Regions from separate parts of the Homo sapiens genome. Here all the other regions are linked to region 1. Evidence: chromatin contacts called from ENCODE Hi-C data. All regions are on one chromosome and are shown on one strand. Each heading gives the region's core, a stretch centred on a gene start or an enhancer-like site at or near the end of the contact. The rest is flanking DNA. Distances are from core to core; before and after follow the strand shown. Region 1 holds the start of CCDC191 (coiled-coil domain containing 191). Region 2 holds the start of ZBTB20-AS4 (ZBTB20 antisense RNA 4). Region 3 has its middle 120 kb from the start of SNORD155.

The links. A loop is a pair of places that touch in the nucleus more often than their neighbours do. Pooled maps may share reads with other maps.
Region 2: a pooled map shows a loop between it and region 1 (5-fold over the local background). The contact joins the promoter of ZBTB20-AS4 here to the promoter of CCDC191 in region 1. A Hi-C loop is called at or near these places in 2 of 168 maps with a recorded cell type or tissue (CD4-positive, alpha-beta memory T cell and posterior vena cava) and 4 of 50 pooled maps.
Region 3: a map of CD4-positive, alpha-beta T cell shows a loop between it and region 1 (8-fold over the local background). The contact joins the enhancer-like site here to the promoter of CCDC191 in region 1. A Hi-C loop is called at or near these places in 7 of 168 maps with a recorded cell type or tissue (CD4-positive, alpha-beta T cell, CD4-positive, alpha-beta memory T cell, CD8-positive, alpha-beta T cell and 3 more) and 15 of 50 pooled maps.

What each region holds. Positions count from the first base shown.
Region 1 is chr3:114,055,259-114,057,958 of GRCh38, forward strand. It overlaps CCDC191 (coiled-coil domain containing 191), which reads right to left and starts at 1,268. Exons shown (of 17, transcript NM_020817.2): 1 at 1,119-1,268. The coding sequence starts at 1,208. It overlaps QTRT2 (queuine tRNA-ribosyltransferase accessory subunit 2), which reads left to right and starts at 1,479. Exons shown (of 10, transcript NM_024638.4): 1 at 1,479-1,606; 2 at 1,741-1,848. RefSeq lists an enhancer at 1,010-1,419.
Region 2 is chr3:115,099,069-115,101,768 of GRCh38, forward strand. ZBTB20-AS4 (ZBTB20 antisense RNA 4) reads left to right here and starts at 1,355. Exons shown (of 2, transcript NR_046877.1): 1 at 1,355-1,523. The region is part of intron 1 of ZBTB20 (zinc finger and BTB domain containing 20); the gene reads right to left. RefSeq lists an enhancer at 1,446-1,575.
Region 3 is chr3:115,782,590-115,785,355 of GRCh38, forward strand. No RefSeq gene overlaps it. Among named protein-coding and RNA genes, the nearest start is that of SNORD155, 120 kb to the right of the region's middle. RefSeq lists enhancers at 1,455-1,955, 1,987-2,665 and a silencer at 1,696-1,745. Within about 2 kb of position 1,507, at least 38 of the 41 ENCODE cell types and tissues checked have a DNase peak (open chromatin) inside an H3K27ac peak, as active enhancers do; they include CD4-positive, alpha-beta T cell, CD8-positive, alpha-beta T cell, PC-9 and 1 more, where a contact is called at or near this core.

The DNA of each region.
Region 1 (2,700 bases), core at 18-2,517:
GAGCACTAGCAGCAAAAATCCTTCCTTTTGGAGTCCTAAGAAATTATTCTAAATTTTTACCTTTCATCATCAAGTCCATATCTATATCCTATCTTGGATCCAATACATTATGCAACTGATGTATTGAAATAGCAGCAGCCTCAGTTTCCAAGTCTCCCTGATGCTTCAGTCTGTGCCCTCTAGTATCTAGGGCAACATATTTGTCATGTGGAATATGTCCAATGCATTTAGCTGGTAAATTTAGAATAAATCGCAAGAACAATCGCCTGGGGCCCTCAAAAAGGCCACATACATCTACAGAATATTATTTAGGAAAGTATAACTTAAGGGTGAAAACAGCTGGTGAAACTGCTCTGTAGCTGAAAGCTGAGAAGCTTCTCCATTTTAGTACTCTCATTTAGATTTTAAGCATCTTTTTGGGGACTGTTAAAAAGGTAGTCTGTGGAAAGCACACGGTGCAACTGTGACTTTGCACATGTCACATATGTTTCAAGTTTAAAATGGGGTTATTATTTTTTTCTTATCTTCAGGTGCTAATGCATCCAAATGGGTGATAGATACGGAGAGAATCTATTTTTTGAAAGTTGGTTGAATTTAGAAATTACTATGTGAATCAAGTATTAATGTATTCAATATCCATTTGCACTCCTGAGTTTATTTAGATACTTTACGTAAAAGTGAAGGGGCAGGAATATAGGCAGGGTATTTAATGTGAAGCTCTCTCCCGTTAATAAAGATCAATTACCCCAAGATTTGCAAAAAAAAAAAAAGAGAGAGAAAAAGAAAGAAATGTGCGAGAAGTTTCCTAAAATTTAAGGTAGGGGGAACGGAGTTTGCAAACTCCTTTCACCCCGATGGGCATTAGCAGACACCTCCGGTTTTAGAAAAGCGTTACAAACAGTTCTTCCACGATGCTGCCCACCAAAGCCGTAATGTGCCCAGACCCCAGAGCTCCTAGAGCATTTCACTCAGGGTAATGCTGGCTTTGGGGCGGTCAAGGCAGGGGCGTGTCAGCTCAGGATGAAGAGGCAGGAAGCACAGACGGGCCGCGACTGGCTTCCTGACTGCGCCGCGCCTTGGGAAAGTCCCCGCCCTCCAAAGCTCTCGATTGGGATCACCTTGGGACTCGGCTTCCTTGTGAACCGTTTCCAGCGATTCAGCCCCATCCTTTTCTTTGAGAAGGACCTTCCCTGAGGCGCCAGGAGCATTTTCCAAGTTCGAGCCCGAACCTCGGCCAAAGCTGCAGCAACCGCCCTTCTGCCCGGGCTGCCTCCGGGTCACGCTGGGAATTGTAGTTCCTCCGCCCGCAAGGAAAGCAGGCATAGGACACCGTCGAACCACCACTCCCACGAGGCTCTGCGCAGGCCGCTCGCGTTGGCTCAGTTACCATAGCAACGGCAGAGGTCCCTCGCTCTTGCCGTCATCAAGGCTCGCTTGAATGTCGGCTTTGCTTTTTTTCTGGCGCCCAGTGATGACGCAGTACTCCCTGATTGGCTCTGCACTGGAGGCAGTGATTTTGGGGCAGAGAATTTTGCAACACGTGGTAGTGAACTGTGAGGAGTTTGAGGGGTCTGAAGACTGAAAGAGTCGAATGGTTTGTTGGCAGGTAAGTGCCCCTTTGCCCTGCTGGTGTGGGAGCTGCTAGAGATGGATGAGTCACGTCGCGTCCAGACGCTTCCTGGTTGTGTTGCAGTAACGGTGATTGTACTCCCGCCATGTCTCCTCTGCTTCCCTTTTCAGGGTGTCCTGGTGGATTGGTTTCTGTAAGTTCAGATTCTCATAAATCGTGTGAGCGTCGCCGACACCTCTGAGATAAAAGGGCCCCTTTCGACTAGCCTCTGCTGAAAGGTAGAGTTTTCAGGAAGTTTTTATTCCGAACTGCCCATGGGAGGGTGGGACCGTCTTCAATCTCTGAGCCAGGTGCCTAGGGAGGTCTGGGGCCATGGAGATGGCCCATGGAGCAAAGATAAATCCAGGCTTATTGGCTTAGCCGAGGTGTTTCCAGAGACAGCCCATTTAGGGGTGATAAATGGGCTTATAAAGCAGAGTAAAGATTTAGAACAGGAGTTTTGAATTCAACTACTTTGTGGCTATATGACCCTAGGCAACTTGTTTAATAACTCAGAGACCCTGTTTTCTCATGCAAAATGGGGACGATAATACCTGAATCACTGGAGTGTTGTAATGATTAAAAATAAATGTATGTGAAGCATTCTGCCAGGAAATGTAAACTAAAGTTGATTTGAAATTGGTGAAAATGAAGTTAGGGAAGCTATGCCCTCGGACTGTTGCAGCGATCCTAGGACCAGCTCTGTAACTGGTCTGTCTGAAAGGCGGTTGAATAAATTGTGCTCATACAAACTATGCAGTACCACGAAGTAGTTTTTTTCAAAAGGGTAAGTTAGCTTTATGTCTCTTCTTCAGGAAAGACGTCTAATGTTTATTCTTGAGAGAAAAGCAAATTGCAGAGAAGTGCATATATTATAGTATAATATGTTTCCATTTTTGTAAAAGCAAACCCTGACCAAAACACTCCCTCCCATATGCAAGTATGTTTAAATATTTGTATGAGAATGGAGAAAGATTGCAGAGACTGGGAGGATGGATTAGAGGCGGGAGGGAGAAAGGGAAAAGAAGAAGAACACTATAGCAAAATGGAAACTAAGATTATAATGTGCTTGTGTACCAGATGGAACTTCT
Region 2 (2,700 bases), core at 105-2,604, 1.0 Mb after region 1:
AATAATCCTTTCAATTTTGAAGAACACTATTCTGGGAAAACTCTTCAACAATGTCTGCTAGTTTGAAATGTAACTTTTCCCACTATAAAAAAGAAAAAAAGAAATAAAGGAAAAGAAAGCACCACAAAACTGAATTTGAAATAAAAATTATATTATTTATGCTCCCCAAAATGTTAAATGAATACTTACAGTTGTTGTGCAAGATGGCCTGATACACTTCATAGCTTCCACTTTGTAAAAAGATGGCCAGCCCCTCACTCCACCCTCCCCAAGCATAAATAAACAGTAACATACTAAAAGGAAACTGTCCTAGGATAAAAACTGCTTGTTAAGAAAGTTCGCATTCTTACTAACCAAAGTGATATTCCTATAAATGTAAAAGCCCATCTGCAAAATAAAAGTTAGAAAACAGAATACCTTATTTGTTTAAAAATACATCCCCCAGATGCAATGTTTCTATGTGTGTGATGACAAAAATAATTACTCCATTCTTACCCACCCTCAGCAACTACCCCTCACCTTATGTCCAATGGCATTAAATAAACATGCTGGCAAAAAGTATTCAACCTGCTTCAAGGATTTAAACTGTAAATATGGACTTTAAACTTCAACATAAAACAAAGAACAAGAGTCTCACTTTAGTAATACCCACACTGGCACTGCAGCTAAAACTCATTGGCAAATAACTAACAAAACCGAGTTAGCAATAAATAAGGACAACATGATATATAGACAGACAGATGGAATTGCATAAACAGACAAGAAAAGCAAAGAGACAAACATACGGAAGGGTCTGTTTTAAAAGAGTGAAAGATTCTGATTTATTTGGTACTTTAGTGAGAAAAATAGATTTGTTTGTAATTATTTTTAAAGTAACAAAACTGAATCACAAGGGCACACCCCTAAGTAAGTAGGAAGAAAATTAGTAAAGGGTAGGCCTCCTACAGATGTTCTAAATTTTAAGCTAGCACTAGCTCTGTCAAACTTAAATCTGGAAATTAAAATTCAAGCAGGAAAGAATAAAGGCATTGGGGGCTAAAGGAGATGACAGAGGGGGCATTGAGGAAGCAGGATTTTTTTTTTTTTAAGAAAGTTGTCTGCCCTACCTTCTTCCCCAGCGCTGAGTTTCTCTTCTTATAATCGGTGTCTCCCTGGAAGTACAGTGTGAGTGGTAATGACTGCCTGCCTCCCTAATGAGTCCATTTTCCTGCTCTTGATGTTGTGTATATACACACACTGCAACCTACCTTACAAACCACAGAGACGGGAAGAGAGAGAGAGAGCAAGAGAGAGGAGGGAGGGGGGAAGAGAGGGAGAGAGAGACAGAGACAGAGCAAGCGAGTAAGAGAGAGAGAAGAGGAGAGAGAGAGAGAGAGAAAGAAAAACAGAAAGAAACAGAGAGAAAGGCACAGACAAAGCCCTCCTACCAGACAGCAGACAGCTCTCCTTCCCCTATCCAGCAAAATGCAACTCGTCTAATGCAGCAACAGGTTCAGTATTGCCAGACTAACAGAGTGAAAAAGGTATATTCTCTATATCATTATTGCTTGCAAATAAACAGTTTAAGAGCAGCTGGCTCCACCTTCTTTATTTATGCTCCATTATGAGGAATGTATTGTTTCAGTTCTGGCAGTACATGTAATTATCATAAATACATTTTTTGCATATAAGCAGGAAATAGTGAAATGCATAGCTTATTTGTGCAATCTTTTAAATTTATTTTTAATGTGAGAAGAATGTGAACAAATCAGCTCTGACAAAAGCCTAGTAATGATTTTAAAGTCAGAGCAGTCTTAAAGGAGGCTCTGTAAGAAACAGACTCCATACAATAGGAAAACTGATCTCAGACAAAACTGATAACTGCAAAGAAGAAATCATTGCTCAGTTAATAAATCGAGACCATATACAAAATTGCAGACTTACAAAATTACAGACCAAAACAGAATTAAGCTTAATTAAGTAACTAATAGGCTAGGAACCTAGAAGAAGGGAGATTGGCTTCTCATTTAAAGCATCTAGCTGTACAAACATCACAATGCAATGTACTCTGTGTGAACAGGTGCAATGCGTATAGTACATAGTGGTACAACAACAGAAATAAATCCCATAAGAAGCTACCATCACAATCAGGATGATATTTCATAGAATATGGGACTGAAACTACAGCAGTTACCCTTAATCTTTTATTAGGAGGGAAAAATAAAAATAATCAATGCTTCTAAATAAACTTGCCTTAAAAGAGAAAAAAAACAGTTTTTCTTTGTCTGATACTTCTAACCAGATTTTTTCTATATTCTAGTTCCAAAATTATGATGTTATTATACTCCTCACCCCATCACATGCTTCCCACCCACTTTCCCCACTCCTAGGTGCCCTTTCTCCTGTAAGTGATATATTTGCAGCTATAGAATTACAAACATCAGAAAACAGAAATAGTTTTAAGCCACTCTCCTCGTCCCCGAATTTTTAAAAACTAGACTCTGCTTGACGAGTCATATCTCCTTCTAGCACTATTATCTATCTAGACACCCACCTTCCTTAATATATTTCTATACAGTTTGGCTATGTGTCATTTAGATGGGACTTAAGAACATTATAATAGAGGTAAAATTTTCTAAAAAATATTTACACACAAATAAAAAATATAAGTGCATTTGACTTATTCAAACCCTGCGTTTGGGCAACAATAATCCTAAGTAT
Region 3 (2,766 bases), core at 257-2,756, 1.7 Mb after region 1:
TTAGTATTTCTCAGACTATTACTGTGTCTGATTACTAAGGAACAAAAATGTTTATTTTTATAATTAAGTACATATACATTAATTTTGTTGTACATTTTTTTGCTTTCAACATCAAATTCTGTTTATGCATGCACGTGTAGCAGAAATTGTTGTGCCTTGTATGAATGTTTTTATAGTCCTTAAAAATAATGGATGCAATATCTGTGGTAGCCTGACAGTTTAAATAATGTTCCATTGCTCATTTTATTCAACAGATTTCCATTCAGCAGTTCTTAGCGGTATCTACAATATGTCCAGATCAGTGAATTTCTATGAGGGATTCAAAAGAAATATAAGACACAATTCCTTCTCTCGTGAAACTTATGGTCTAATATTTACTTTTATAAATAAAGGAGAGATTGAGAGACAGATTGTGTGAGAGAGTGAGTGTGTGTGTGTGTGTGTGTGTGTGTTAGGGAAGAAAGGGTTGACTTGTAGCCCTCCCCCAGGGGTGCAGCTTCAAGTAATAACAGTCCGTATTAGGGCAAGGTGGGTACTGTGGCAAACTGGAGAGCCACTTGCCCCTTCTAATGGCAGTAACAGCTCCTCAACTCCCACCAATGGGGTTACCATTTAGGTCAAGTCTCTAGATGTTCTCTTGTTCAAGGGATGCTGTAAATTGGGACAGTTACATGAAAATTCCCACTTAAAAAATATGCACGGAGCGGGCACGGTGACTCACACCTGTAATCCCAGCACTTTGGGAAGCCGAGGCAGGCGGATCACCTGAGGTCAGGAGTTCGAGACTAGCCTGGTCAACATGGTGAAACTCCGTCTCTACTAAAAATACAAAAATTTCCCGGGCGTGGTGGCGCACGCCTGTAGTACCAGCTACTCAGGAGGCTGAGGCAGCAGAATCGCTTGAACCTGGGAAGCAGAGGTTGCAGTGAGCCTAGATTGCGCCATTGCACTCCAGCCTGGGCAACAAGAGCGAAACGCCGTCTCAAAAGAAAACAAAAAAAATGCACGGAGGGAAAACAGCCCGGAGGCTGAATCCTGTCCAACAGTAGTTATAACCCTAGTTTTTCCAACACGAGTAAATATAAAGGCATCTTGCTCCTCTGGAAATAGGGAGAACCAGACCTAGCTATCTTCTTGAAAAAGAAAAAAAAATACTTCTGCATCCTCTCAACTTAAAACGAAGGAAATAAGATAGTTATCAATCAGCATCATTTGGGCATATTGTTATTATTTACTATCATTTTATTAAAATTAATAATAGATTTACTGTAAAAACAGAGCCTGCCTTGCGCGTAGCACTCGATAAACGCTTTTTATTATTCTGCTTGTTGACGCTGTTACCTCTCTTTTGGAGTAAAAGGGGGCGGAATCGCAACAAGACCCCAGGACCCCGTGTGCGCGCGCGTGTCGGGGGAGCTGACCTATGACAAACATGTGCAGAGCTCTAGTACCCAGCCACGCGGAGGCTGCCGGTTGACAGAAGCGTTGCCGCCCCCTGCCGCCGAGTTCACCCTGCCGTCACTGCTGGAAGCCGCACCCCTAGGAAAGGCTGCAAACCCACCCTGCCCCCAACACACCCGCGCTCCCTCTCTGCAGGCCGGCTCCATCCCCGCCCCCAGGTGGCCAAGCAACACCGCCTTCTAGCTTCCTCCCGACCGGGCGGCGCCTGCAGCTGCCTGGGGAAGGAGCCCCGCAGCAGCGCGAGCGGGTGGGCGGGGGGTGCGCGGGCCGCAGGGCAGGAGGGAGGGCGCAGGTAGGCGGGCGGGGAGAAGCTAGGCGGCCGGGCCGAGCGGTCGCGCCCAGCCCTGCCTCTCTCCCTTCTCGACTCACAGGCGGCCTGACTCACTCCTTTGTTTCTGGAAAAGATCTATCTGTACTAGCCCGAGGCGGAATTCACCCCGCCCGCACTCATCAGAAATCGTTTGCTTATTCTCTGCGCCCCTCCGTGCTCGCCTGGGACGCGGGCGGAATCCTGACGCAGGCTGTCAGCCGCGGTGACGGGTGACACCGGGTGAGCAGCCGTCCGCGCCGCCTTCCCTGCGCCGACGGGCAGCGCGGCGTTCGGCGCGCACTGCTGCCCCCTCGTGGCAGGAGCAAGCATCGCAGCAGCGCCGACACCACCGCCCACCTGCAGCCCGGGGAGCGTCACTTCTGGGTGTTTTTCAAAGGGAGCATTTTTACAGCTCCATTCAACTGCTGGGATTAGGAGATGTGGCTCCCAGGTTGATTACTAATGAATGAGAAGGGGTGTGGTCTGTGCGTGTATGTTCTTGTGTGCGTGTACGCGTGTGAGAGAGAGAGAGGGAAGGGGGGAGAACAACTGTAAGAGCATGTTTGTGGTGACAGGATAATGGAGAAGGGAGGAAGGAAGGGGAAAAATGAAAGAGATTAAAAAGCAAGAGAGGCAAAGTGACAGTGACGAGGGAAGAGAGTGACAGGGAAGGATGCAGAAAGAATGCAGGGAGCAACAGTTTGATGGGAAATGGGAGGGGACTTCTGCATGAGAGAGAGGTGAGGATTTGACATCCGTGAGAGGTAAAGTTTCATTTTGGTGAAGTGAACCTTGTGAACATTTCAATATACCTCTCTCCTGCTTTACGTCCCATTTTGTTTGGCAGCTGCTAGAAATGAGTTTCCGTTTTTCTGTCTTGTTTTAATATTCTCATGTCTCCCACATCACTGAGATCATTAGAGGCAGAAACAATTATGTCATGCATTCCCTGCATCTGACAGAACCCTCTGTGCGTGCTGGTTTATTAACTCCAG